Regions from separate parts of the Homo sapiens genome. Here region 2 is linked to region 1. A link is a contact called in ENCODE Hi-C data. All regions are on one chromosome and are shown on one strand. Each heading gives the region's core, a stretch centred on a gene start or an enhancer-like site at or near the end of the contact. The rest is flanking DNA. Distances are from core to core; before and after follow the strand shown. Region 1 holds the start of MSANTD4 (Myb/SANT DNA binding domain containing 4 with coiled-coils). Region 2 holds the start of TIMM8B (translocase of inner mitochondrial membrane 8 homolog B).

Region 1 (6,445 bases), core at 2,435-4,934:
CTTGGTGAAATATGTACAGAAAGGCAAGGCAGAGAGCAAATGGTGTAGCTCCTAAGAAACTTCCTTTAGGAGATTATTAAGAAAAGACCTCATCTGCCACAAAAGACTTAAAATACAGACAAAGCTGGTTTATTTATGGAAAAATATGCCCAAGAGAATGTTATGTCAAATGCAAGAAGAATATGCTAGTTGTAGGACCAATTCACACTCCTATTTGTTGGAAACACATCAAAAGAATGAATGAAAGCTTAGGTGATTTAGATATAAGAAGAAAAGGACTGCTCTCTTGAGAACCAAATTTTCTTCTAAGTAGAATGTCTTTAGACCCCTATCCATATCTCCATTAGGAAAAATTATGACTGAATTAGTAGTATAAATCAGGAACATGCATTATTAGATGAATTAATTAGGACACTGTGTCATTCAATAGGTATATACTGAGTGTTTAAAACCTTTCAAGGCTTTCCATTGCACTTAAGAGGTAAGTTTACTTCCCTTGCTCTTCCTCTCTTCCTATTGTAAACCCTATCTGAACCCTACCTTTACACTTTCCCATCTACCTTTTCTGGTCTTATCCATCACCTCCAGTACCAACTCCCAACCTACTTTCCCAATCCACCTTCCTCATCAAACATGTACTCACATGTAGGTGGCACACAAACACAATACCAGTCATTTTCAAATCCCTCTAAATTCTAGATCAGTGCTGTCCAATAGAAATGTAAGAGCCCTATATGTAATTTTAAATCCCCAAGTAGCCACATTAAAACGGTAAAAAGAAACAGGTAAAAGTGAGTATTTTATTTAACCCAATATATCCAAAATGTTATTTTGAAATATAATCAATATAAACAATTATTGAGATATTTACATTCAATAATGTAAGGCTACTGGCTACCATACTGGAACAGCACAACTCAAGCCATCATGGTCCCTGACCTTGGACTATCACACATATATTTCCCCAGGTCATCTTCCCCATTTCCATGGTGTCTGCCTTTTCGTCAGGCCAATGCCTACTCATCCTTCAGCACTCTTGTTTAAATGTCTTCTGTTCCAGGATCTCTTCACTGTTCCCATTCACCTAAGTCTGATGTCCTCCCTATGTGCTTCCACTATCAGCTTTATTACACCACTGATTTACATTAGGAGCAATAAGAGATCAGATACGAATATATTATTCCTGCTATCAAATAATTTGCAACTTAGTAAAACACAGATGCATAAAAAAAGTACATAAACAAATTGTAATGAAGTCTGTAACCTGAAGGTTGTGAATACAGACTACCTAAGGCTGTATGCCAATTCCACCACTTAACTAGCTCTGTGATCTCCAGCGAATTACTTAACCTCTTAAACTTGTTTCTTCATCTATAAATGGGAATAATAGACTAATACTCGTGATGTTTTGAAGATTAAAAGAGATAAACCGATTAAGAAGTTTATCATGCCTAAGACATAGTAAGCCCACAAATGTCAGCTATTATCCATTGCCCAGTACAGTATCTGAATGTAATTAACAAATATTTCTTCACTGGATGAATAATGCAAATATACAAAAACTACAATAAAGAAATACTAACAAAATACTCTGGATATTCATAAGAAAGACAAATCTTTGATGGGATCAAGGAATGTTTTGAGTCAGAATCAGCATTTGATTTGGGTCTTATAAAACAGACTAATGAGGGACAGAAATAAAAGAAAGAAGTATCAGGAATTAAAGCTGGAAAATTAGGATAGTGCCAAGCAGCAAATCTTACTAAGCGAATTCTGGCTTAATAAGACTATTATTTGCTAAAAATGAACTGAAAGAGACAAATATAACTGTGAAAGTTTTTTGAAATTCAAGCAGGCTACCATTAATATGGAAGAACTGTTACTGTAGTAACATATAAATATATAACCAATATAAGTATATAATAAAAATGATTGAAGTTGTCGAGAGTCCAAATTTATGCAGATATCCACCGTAAGATTTTGCTCTTAGAATCTGAGATCAATTTAGAAATCGCATTGTTGTAAATGTATTGGTACATGGTAGAAATAGCAGTCCTTTTGAAGTACCACTGAGTCAATATATTTTTAAAGTTTGACAGCAGCTGTTGCTATTTGCAGGGCCTATTTTTGACCAACAATTCCTAACTCCATATCTCTAACTTACAAAGTGGTATCCCGTTGTCCTGACTGATCTATTCTGAACTGATGAACTATTTCATTTAATCAAATGGGCTTTAATACATTTTTAACCTGACTGAAATTGATATTGGGATGCACCTTAGATACCCAGTCTTGGCTTAATTGTGTGAAAATCTTCTTCTAAAACCTTGATATTTTCTGATTAAGTGCAAGAAAGTGCCAGCATTGATGCATCTTGAGTTGTTGAAGTTCTGTAGATATGCTTACCTGGATAAAAGCCATTTCCAGAAATGTTTGTCTTCCTGTCCTCTCCTTTATATGCCGGTATCCAAGTAACAGAAGCTTGGGTTTTCTACCATCCATTCATTCCCCAATAATTTCCTCAAAAAATACTTACTGAGCTCCTACTGTGTGAAAGGCACTATTTTTGGTGCTGGGGATATAACACCTCATAAAATGTGAAAATATGTCATTTTAGATGTCAAACACTATCCCTTTTCTATTGCCTGTCATCGCTCTCTTAGCAGAAAGGATTCAACAGCTGCAGTCTCTAAAACTTACAAACCTTCTATGCCCAATCACAGAGAACAGCCATTTTCTAAAATCCCATTTCACAATCGTTCTTCACTAGTTGGAAACAGGAATGAGATGTAGTTCACTTACGTAATCCTTGTGAAGATGATGTACTGCCAATGGCATAATATAACCAGGCAACTTTTTACAAGCACTAAAACTTGAGAATGAAGTTCCTAGATACTTCATGATAAGTCAGAATTAAGAAGTCTGAGAAAAACCAGACGGCAAGTTCCGGATCAAAAAAATTTGAGGGTAAATTAGTTAAGCAGTTCAAGAAGAAAAGCATCACAAATCTACAATATCAAACCCTACCCAAATTCTCTTTAAAGTGTGGCTTTCCCCTCCCCTATATTCTTATAGGGGATTCACTTCCCTGCCAAAAAGTATGTTCTTCTCTAAAACTCGTGGTAGGTGCATAACAAGTATACTTATGGGTCGACGGTTATCAAAGTATCTTTCACCTCCCTCCCGCTGCCTCCTTTGGGACCGTCCAAAAAGAGCCCCTGGGAAGAATCGAGTTAGACTGGGCTCCCGGAAGGCCACCCAGGGGAGCAGGGGCGCGCACCTGCCTCGGCCACAATGATGAGGTTGCTGCTGGTAGGAGTCCCGGTGGGAGTCGGGGCAACCTGGAAGATCTCCTCTCTCTGGGTATTAAATGAGAGTCCCGACTGAGTGCCCAGAAACTTCTGCAGTCTTGTTTCCGTGGCCTGGGCCCTCCCCAGCCTCCCCGGTCAGGCGACAGACGCGCGTGGCACTTCTCCCGAGCGTGCAGTCCCGCTACGTCGCAGCCCTTGGACCAAACCCGGCAGCAAGCGTTGCGCCAATTGCCGCTGACCCCTCCGGGACCCTACCCACTGCGAGGGCACCCACTGGTCACGGAGCCGCCGCTTCCCTGGCCGCCTCCTCCAGCATAGAACCGCTCACCTGCGACCCCGGCGGCACCTCCCCACGGTCGCCCCAAGGGGGGTAGGAAAAAAGATGCTTCATTGATCCCCCGCCCACTAACTGGGCCCGCCCATCTCCCGCCACCCCAATGGCTCATATGGCTGCCGCTCATTTGATGAGTCTCATCCATTGGTTAGAATGGTGTAGCCATTCTGGCTGAGAGCCCGCCCTAGGCCTGGCCTCACAATGGGAATCAAGTCCCAAACCGGTTCCGGGTTAGTGCCCTGGAATTCCGCCCCCTCGTGATTCACCTCCCTGTCTGTGCCCCGTCTGTGGCGCGCAGCTCTGTCAGTCAAGTGGACTCTAGGAAGGGATTGGCCCCTAGAGATCCGCTTGCTGCGCTGTTCCAACTGATTGGGGCACTGGCCGCTGCATCTCCAAACTCGTCTCTTGTCCTTGACCCTCACCTGTTAAAAGGGCAAAGAAGAAGTAGGAAACTTGTGCTGCTCCAGTCGGGTTCTTAGGCCAGCATCACCTTCTCCTCGACCAGCTGCGACCTAATTGGCCTCAGCCATTCCTCTAAGGCTGCCCGTGCCAAAGGTCGCTGGTGACTTCCTTATGGCTAAATCTAGGAGTCACTTCTTAGTCCTTATCATACTATATACTTCCCAGAAGACATTTGAATTTTTTTTTTTTTTTTTTTTTTTTTTTACCATTCTTCACTGTTTCCCCAAATATGTGCTTCTGCTTTCTTCTCTCCCAGTCCTCCTCTATATTCAAGTTTGCAGTTGCTTATTTTCTGCCGTCTCACGTTCAGGTGTTTGTGATTAGTGCACCTTTCTTCCCGCTGCCTCTGTCCAGGCCTCTGTGGACTCACCTGAATTCCATCAGTAGCCTCCTAGCTGGTCTCCCAACATCCTGTCTGCCGGACTGTAGTTCATTCTTCACGTTGTAGCCAAAATGAGCTGCTTAAAGTTTTTTAGTGGAATCTCACCACTGGTGATACAGTACAAACTCCTTATCGAACCTGAAAAATAAGGCACCTACTTTTCCCTCAACCTTCATCTCTCGACATTATACCCACATTTCTTCTTCCTTACCCCATTCCCTTTGCTTCTTTCAGTTCCTGAACTCTACAGTGGCTACTGGGAAGTCAGTTTGCATTGCTGTGTTTCCTCCCTGCTTCTCCGCTATGCCTAGCATTCATTTTTAGAAATTCCTTTCTAAAGGAAGGCTTCCAAAATTATCTCCATTCACCCTCCCTCCACTTCCAAGTATTCCCTTCCCTGTAGGTTTGCCAGATAAAAACAGGACGCTCAGTTAAATTTGAAGTTCAGATAAAAAGCAAATAATTTTTAATCTGTCCAATGGAATATTTGGTATCCATATGTTTATTTGCTAAATTTAAAAAAATAAAAATTTTTGTTTACTAAATCTGCAAGCCTACTTCAGCGAGCTCTCATCACGGCCTTTCCTCTGACAGCACTTCCCACATATTTTATGTGGGTGGGGCTTTTCTTGTTTACTGTTGTGAATAACACAGTGCCTAGAATGTAACAGACAAAAAAGATTTGGTAAATAAATGGTGGAATATTCTGGAGGAATGGTGCATCCTTGCTGGATATTCTTGGAGGAACTCTCCCATAAAATAGGAAGTAATTATGAAATATGCTCTTTAAAATGTAATGATCAGATTGATCTTACAGATTGTTACTTATGACTTTGTCAGTAAGTATAGACATGTTTGTCAAAGAAGCATGTCTATACTTTTGCCAAAGTAGATCAAAAGAAACTTGTAATTTTTGGAAAAATACAAGTTGTATTTTATAATTTTGGATTTTGTTCATGGTGGGTGGTGTTTTTTTGATGAGTGCAGTGAGAAAGTAAGATAACTAGCTATCCCCATCATAACCAGACACTATCAGTTCTGTTCAGAACCTGTCCACCACTTGACTCTGTTTATTTACCTCAGTAATGGGGACAAGAATGGTGAATCAGTATTAACAAACTTTTGCTTTCGTATCATGAACTCTAAGCTTTCCCCAATTAACCTCAGTCTCTTTGCTAATTGAAGTATCTTTTCCAAATACCCTCACTATTTCCTCTCAGCTACATCTTGTCTGAGTGGATATGGACCAACAATGAAGAATTTGAAGGTAATCCATAATGTGTACTATCAGTACTCCATGATCAACCTGTTTGCTGATTTAATTTTTCTTAAGTCCAGGCTAGAGATTTGACCCAAAGATACTTACACACTTACTTTACAACTGTGCTGTCCAACTGTGATAGCCAGATGAGTCATTGGAATGTGGCTAGTACAACCAAATAACTGAATTTTAATTTTATTAATTTTAATTAACTTTAATTTAAAAACTGATATTTGATTCAAGTTACTAGATACTTCTATTTGGAAAATTTGGGTTATGTGTATACTTTTTCAATTGTAAACTTTTTGAAATCTAAATATAGATCAAGTATTTCTGATTTAAAAATAGTGTCTGAATTGAGATGTGCTGTAAGTGTAAAATATATGCAGGATTCCAAGATTTAGCATGAAAAAAATAAATATCTCACTAATAATTTTTGTGTTGACTATAAGTTGAAATTATAATTTTTGCATAATTAGGTTAAGAAAAATATATTATTAAAATTAATTTTACCTGTTTTTAAATTGTTTCCAGCTTTATTGAGGTATGATTGACAAATAAAAATTATATATATTCATGATGATTTGATATACATATACATTGTGAAATGATTACCACAATCAATACATCCATCACCACACATAGTTACCATTATTTGGTGGGGGGGGGTGGGGGGGGGAGGTGAGGGCACTTAA
Region 2 (7,121 bases), core at 4,622-7,121, 6.1 Mb after region 1:
TGTACTATGTCCATACATAACTGTATGATTCCATTTATGTGGTAGGCAATTCCATAGAGACAGAAGGCAGATTAGTGATTGCCCTGGGCTGGAGGCACTACACTTTGAATGCCATGATATGTGAATTATACTTCAATAAAGTTGTTATTTAAAAAAAATAGGCCAGGTGCTGTGGCTCATGCCTGTAATCCCAGTACTTTGGGAGGCCGAGGCGGGCGGATCACGAGGTCAAGAGATTGAGACCATCCTAGCCAACATGGTGAAACCCCAGCTCTACTAAAAATACAAAAATTAGCCGGGCGTGGTGGCATGCGCCTGTAGTCCCAGCTACTCGGGAGGCTGAGGCAGGAGAATCACTTGAACCCAGGAGGTGGAGGTTGCAGTTGAGCCGAGATTGCACCACTGCACTCCAGCCTGGCAACTGAGTGAGACTCTGTCTCAAGAAAAAAAGAAAAAAATAATAATAAGGCTGGGCGCGGTGGCTCATGCTTGTAATCCCAGCACTTTGGGAGGCCAAAGCGGGCAGATCCATGAGGTCAGGAGTTTGAGACCAGCCTGGCCAACATAATGAAACCCCATCTCTACTAAAAATACAAAAATTAGCCAGGCATGGTAGCATGTGCCTGTAGTCCCAGCTACTCGGGAGGCTAAGGCAGGAGAATCACTTGAAATCGGGAGGCGGAGGTTGCAGTGAGCTGAGATCACGCCACTGCACTCCAGCCTGGGCAAGAGTGAGACTCCATCTCAAAAAAAAAAAAAAAAATTGTCCCCATGTAGACAGCATGATATTATGAAGTGTTTTTGGAAAAGTGCTTCATAGCTAAAGAGCAGAGTGTAAGAGTTCGTTAGTGTTTCTTAAGGAAAGCAATGGCAAGTTCTCTTACAAATGGACAAAATAATCTTGTATGTCTGAAGTGATAGTGTACAGTACAGGAAATGTAGCTGTTACTGAGCTATAATGGGGGCTTGGTTCTACCATATCTCTACTTTGTGTTTATGTTTGTGTATGCATGTACTCCAAAGTCTTTCTAATGTTGCTTTAATTTCCAAAAATGTATGCATTGCTTTAACAATACATGTGATGTGTCATATTACAGATGGGGTCACAGTGGTTATAAAGAGTTATACCCTGAAGAATTTGAAACAGACAGGTAAGGAAAATAGGCTTACTGAAAGAAACTAAGATGGTACAAAATCTGTATTATAAATTGATTTCTTAACTTTTACGAAGAATATACTTGCCATCAAAAATGTAGCTAGAGAAACAATAGGTGATTTAGTTAGGAGGTGATCCCTGTTTTCCCATTCTCTGGTTGATGTTTGGCATGTCTGTAAGCATTTTGGTTTTTATATATAGTATTCCATACAGTAACTCAGTATGGCAGCTTAGAATTTTTACCTTCATTTTAAAGATGAGGAAACAAAAACTCAATGAGAATATTAAAGTGTTAAAGTATACATTAAAGTGCTTATTTAAAATTCAGATGTTAACCTCAATTTTTTAATCTAGAATGCAAAATATTAAAATAATACGCTTTTTTTTTACATAAAAGCTTCTATTTTTTAACTTTTCTTATTAGTAGTGATCAGCAAGATATTACCAACGGGAAGAAAACATCTCCCCAGGTAAAGTCATCTACCCATGAATCCCGCAAACACAAGAAGTCAAAGAAATCCCACAAAAAAAAGCAGAAAAAAAGGTCACACAAAAAACAGAAGAAAAGCAAAAAGGAAGCCACAGATATAACAGCAGATTCCTCGAGTGAGTTCTCAGAAGAAACTGGGGCTTCTGGTACAAGGAAAGGGAAACAACCACATAAACGCAAGAAAAAATCCAGGAAAAAGTCTCTCAAAAAACCTGCTTTATTCTTAGAGGCAGAAAGTAACACTTCACATTCAGATGATTCAGCATCCAGCAGTTCTGAGGAAAGTGAGGAAAGAGACACTAAGAAAACCAAAAGGAAAAAGAGAGAGAAAAAAGCCCATACCTCTGTAGCCAACAATGAAATACAGGAGAGGACAAACAAACGCACAAATTGGAAAGTAGCTACAGATGAAAGGTCTGCTGAGAGCTCAGAGGATGACTAAATGGGAAACACTTTTGTTTTCCACATGACTGTGGATATTTACAGTTCTTACTCCTTGTGGTTTTGCCAGTGACTCTTGTTCAGCACGGGGCCTGAGGTCAGAGCTGTCTTGTGCCATCTGTATGTTCTGACAGACGTCTTGTCTTCTATTTTGGCGTTAAGCTTGATCCCCTTTTCTTGTTAAAAGGGAATCTGGTATTTTGTTATGAAGGTTTCTTGAAGAGATTATTTTTTTTTGCAATTAATTACGTTTAGTGTAGAGTGCATATACAGCAAATTAAAGGACCCAGAAAGCTGGATCCAATAGTGACCTGGGTACACCAATCGGAATATTGAATTTGGGGAAGTCAAGGGCTGGGATCAAGAGGTGGATTGGAACTAATGCCATGTAGGATGGTATGACAAGGCAACACTGTATTGCTCTCTGTTTATATAGCAGGTGTCACAACTAACTTGTCTTTAGCCTTGGTGCTTTGATCCTTCTATATTTTGACCCCACAGGTGTGGTCCGGTTTACTTAATCAGGACATGGGCCTAAGAACAAACCTTTTCCCTTCATGATAACATCCATAGACAACTTATTAGAAGGGACTAGAGTTTTTGCAAATTTCCCTGCTGGATGGGGCCTATAGCTATACTTAGTATATGCCTAAACATGGTAATTGGATAGTAAATGGTTTTCTAGTTCCATTGCTGTATATTTGCCTAAATGGACTTGTGTTCAAATTATTTCTTCAATTGTCATAGATAATCCTGTACCAAATGGGGAAGAATTAGGAAATAATCATGTTGTCTAATGGTACTCTGGATTCAGGGCAGCAACTGCCATTTAAATGTTGTCTTGTTCATTTCTAAATCTGTTCATGAAGTTTAGGTTTTCCCTGAAACTAAGTTGAATTATTTCCAAAATGAAACAGGCTTCTCAGGGACATATCCACTTCTTCCCAGTCTGCCTTTGGATTAAAGCACCAAGCAGAGACCACATTAATTCCCTTTGCTATACTGTGATCCTTAGTATGTTAATTCTTAAGAAACCAACATATCACTGAAAGAAGGCTGGCAGAACGCAAGTGCATTTTTTCACTGTGGGAAGAAAGATCAAGTGACGTATTATTTTTTCCTGGTTGTCACTTAATGGGCTGAGTAAAAAGCTTGAAAACTCAGACTTTCGGTCTTGGTTCTGCCACTCATTGGTTATGAGGAGGCCCAGAGCAGGTAAGTTCACCTTCCTGGCCTTACTTTCCTGATGTGTAATACGGAATTACTTCACAGTAGCATGACAGTATAAGACACCAGCAGTAGATACAACTATGATGACATTCCATGAGTTGGTATTTTTAGTTCTAACTGCTAAATTTGTTCTCTTTACGGGACAGATTTCTAATAAAGTGCTTGGTCTTAAAATACATGGTTGGACAGAGGTGCCCTATCCCTTAACTATGAGCAGGTGCTACCTTTTGGGATATTTATTTTAAATTTTAATACTTTGGTACTCAATTGTCAGTGTTCCATGGTGTGTATTTTTATTTTTGGGATTAGTGGGGGTCTAAAGGGAGAAGAATAGTCTCTAATTACTACCTCTTAACCTAAAGCAATTATTTTGTTCCTGGAGCAAGTTAAATCTTTGTTGGAAGGAGCTTTGGCCATATATTTTTTAGCATGCATTGTTTCTGTGCCCTGAAAGTACCTGAAAGGTTTTAAGCACAGACTCAGGAAAATGTGCCAGTAGAACAGGCCATCTCCAGGAAATTGGCTCTATTTGGGTCCTGACCTTCCCTTCCTCCCAAGTTAGCAGGCTTGTTCTTTCGCAAGGAATACACATCTTGCCTTTTTTTTTTTTTTTTTGCCATGTTTTCCTTTTCTTGGTCATGTATAAGCAATAAAGCTGTTTTTTGTTCTTCATCTTTCTTAACCCCAAATTTTCTTCTATGCCTTAGGCTTCGATGGTTCTTCCAACCCCCTTAATATGGCTTAGGGTGGTTTTTCAAAACCTACAATCCCCCATTTGCACTACTGGCCATGGAACATTTATTTCTAGTGTTCCTGCCAATCAGAGATCTCTATATTAAATTCTAAAATGGGATTAAAAGAAGAGTTGGAGAATTCACACTTATTGAGTAACTGATGTCATACAACCTGGAATTTCTGAATTCCAAATAAATAAATTTCACTCTTTGAACATTTCATCTTTTACTTTTTAGCACCAACAGACTTGATAACAGCCTGATGCTGATCTGACAATGGGTTGATAGCCTTCCCCCACTGACCCTTAAATCTGCTTAGTAACAAGTCCTTTGCTTCTGTCATTCTCCTGGGGGATGGCCTACTGCCCTCCTTTCTGTACAATCTGGGCAAACCGACTGGTGATGGCAAGAGTGGTGTCAATGAAGCGGTCTACACAGCTGGAGAGACAATTTTCAGTGCGAGAGTCTAGGCGATTCCCTGGCTTCTCCACACATTTATCCCAACATAACTCCATGAAGTGATGCACCTAAAAGGAAAGAAAAATAGTAACCATTGGGGTCTGCAGATAGGCCTAACTCTTGTTTATTAACTTCTCACTTTTTGACACCTGACAAAACCATTCTTTAAATCAACCACGGAGTCACTTTGGGCTCTTCTCTTTCTTCATTTCCTAATTAGTCACCAATATTGATCCAGATCCTCGTCCCTACAGATTGTACATTCTCAGGTAGGACTAATAACCTTTTATATTCCCCAAAGTAGCTAGCACCATTGTGAACCAACTAGGGAACCAATTAATTTTCCCAAACTATTGCACTCATTTTATTCCAAACCTATCCCCTAGACAAGGTAATTCTTCCATTAACCTTTTGGGGGTTATGGATCCACTCCCCAGAAAAATGCACATACAGGCACAGAAATTATGTGCACTGTCATTAGAATGTTCAGGGCCCAAAGATTTCTAGCCAGGGTTCTTGCTGGTCATCCGAGCACCCTCTTCCTCCCACCCAAAAGGAAAAAACCATTTTACCAAGAGCTTACTATTTGTGAGGCTGGGTACTAAGAAATCAGTTCTCTCTAAGGTCCTCAAGGATAGCTGTCATCACCTCCCATTTAAGAGGCGTGATTATGTAGTCCAAGGTCATGTAGCCAGCAAGAAGTCAGGCCGCGTTAGAACCATGTCCGAAGGGCTCCAAACCCTTGTTCTACATCCATAGTCTACAGCGACTACTTCAGAGTCCACCTTCCTCCGATAATGTTCTAGTCGTTTTCAAATACATTGTCGCATATGATCCTCACAATCCAGTGAGGCAGTGGGGTGACGGCGACACCAAAACCCACAGTGGATGAGTATCTTTTCTACGGGCACGTGGCCTGCAAGGAGCAGAGGGAGGATGAGAACCCAGATCTTTCGAATGCCAGCCCAGTCATGTCGCCGGCTAACTAGTCTCCCGTACCCTTGCGTCGCCCAAATCTTCCCTGTTTTACACCTTTTCTTTTCTCCACGCTACGCTTATATACCTGGCACCTGAGCACTACCGGTCACCAGGGACAGGAGAGCCATAACTTTGTCTTTCGTGAGGGGAATGGGATGCAGCCGGGATCGAGCACCAGTGAGCCGCCAGTGTACAGACCTCCGAGCGTGCCCAGGACCACCAAGGAAGGTGAAACTTCCTTTCCCTTCACCCTCCCCGTCCCCGCACCTGTGCAGTAAACTGCGCCTTCTGCTGCTCGGCGGCCACCAGGCGCTGCAACTCCGCTTCATCGGCTTCGCCCAGCTCCGCCATTGTTCGCCTCAGGCTCGCCACCTTCCGACAGCTGTGTTTGCGCATGCGCGACGGGTGTGCACCGCCTCTCGACTTCCGGTTCACCCAGCATTTCCTCTTCCCTGTTTTCTTTCGTCGTCGTGGGTGGGAATTGTCGCCTAAGTGGTTCCGGGTTGGTGGATGACCTTGAGCCCTCAGGAACGAGATGGCGGTTCTCTGGAGGCTGAGTGCCGTTTGCGGTGCCCTAGGAGGCCGAGGTGAGGGGTCTTCCCACCCTGAGGTGCTTAGCGTAGCCTCCAGCCAGGGAAGGGGATGGAAGTGAGGACTCATCTGCCGGGTGGGAGATCTCTTGAGGAGAAGAAAATACCGAAATCACAGCAATGACCACTGTAGTCTAGGGGTCCAGATGTTTACCCGAAGGTATATTTCACTTGCTGTGAGCTGACGAGTTGAGGGAATAATCAGAAAGAGAGCTCCCTCTGGAAGTCGCAGTCCTGATGAGGCTAATCCACATAGCAGTTCTGTTTTCTCCCCGTTCACTGTCCCTAGAATGCTCCCCACTCGCTCCCACCCTGAGTCGGGAAAGAGGGTTAGGAGCTTGCCCATTTCTTCTGGAGTTGGTGTGTTTGGATGTGGGAGTGGAGGGGGGATCAGTTCGAAAATCATTTAACCTGGGCATTTGTGTTACCTCAGGTACTGTAGTAATGCTAGGATACAAATGTGAAGAAAACGTAGTTCCCGCCCTCAACGAGCTTTCATTCTGATGAGGAAAACACTGTCATAGTAGTCCGGGCAAGATGAGGTCCTGAACTAGGAAAGTAGCACAAAGAAAAGAAGATTGTCTCAAGAACTGTTAAAGAGATACGCCAATAGGATTTGGCGATTGAATTTAGGGGAAAAGTCTCTCATGATTTCCAGATTACTGAGTTAGGTTAAAGAATGCCTGAGGTGTCATTAAATAAAGTAGGGAACATGCAGATGTTCCCTGGTCTTAACTTCACAGTAACCCCAGTGAAATAGATGCTATCTTCATTTTACAAATAAGATGTTATCCCCTATTTATTGTTAAGTAGCTTACCTATGGTCATTTAGAAAGTTTGTCAGTCCTGTTAAAGGAGAGGTTCTTATGATCATCCTAATGACTCTTTCCTCAGCTCTGTTGCTTCGAACTCCAGTGGTCAGACCTGCTCATATCTCAGCATTTCTTCAGGACCGACCTATCCCAGAATGGTGTGGAGTGCAGCACATACACTTGTCACCGAGCCACCATTGTATGTTCTCTCCATCGCTGCTGCTTTCTGGG

Evidence for each region. Hi-C counts contacts between places; a loop is a spot of excess contacts on that map. Pooled maps may share reads with other maps.
Region 2: a pooled map shows a loop between it and region 1 (14-fold over the local background). The contact joins the promoter of TIMM8B here to the promoter of MSANTD4 in region 1. A Hi-C loop is called at or near these places in 5 of 50 pooled maps.

Annotation. Positions count from the first base shown.
Region 1 is chr11:106,018,556-106,025,000 of GRCh38, forward strand. It overlaps MSANTD4 (Myb/SANT DNA binding domain containing 4 with coiled-coils), which reads right to left and starts at 3,685. Exons shown (of 3, transcript NM_032424.3): 1 at 2,407-3,685. RefSeq lists enhancers at 3,207-3,326, 4,157-4,226 and a silencer at 3,657-3,766.
Region 2 is chr11:112,080,885-112,088,005 of GRCh38, forward strand. It overlaps TIMM8B (translocase of inner mitochondrial membrane 8 homolog B), which reads right to left and starts at 5,872. Exons shown (of 2, transcript NM_012459.4): 1 at 5,756-5,872; 2 at 3,916-4,578. The coding sequence starts at 5,839. The coding sequence ends at 4,411. SDHD (succinate dehydrogenase complex subunit D) reads left to right here and starts at 5,989. Exons shown (of 4, transcript NM_003002.4): 1 at 5,989-6,075; 2 at 6,973-7,089. The coding sequence starts at 6,024. It overlaps NKAPD1 (NKAP domain containing 1), which reads left to right. Exons shown (of 6, transcript NM_018195.4): 5 at 1,098-1,151; 6 at 1,581-4,266. The coding sequence ends at 2,088. RefSeq lists enhancers at 5,427-6,626, 5,990-6,259, 6,953-7,121.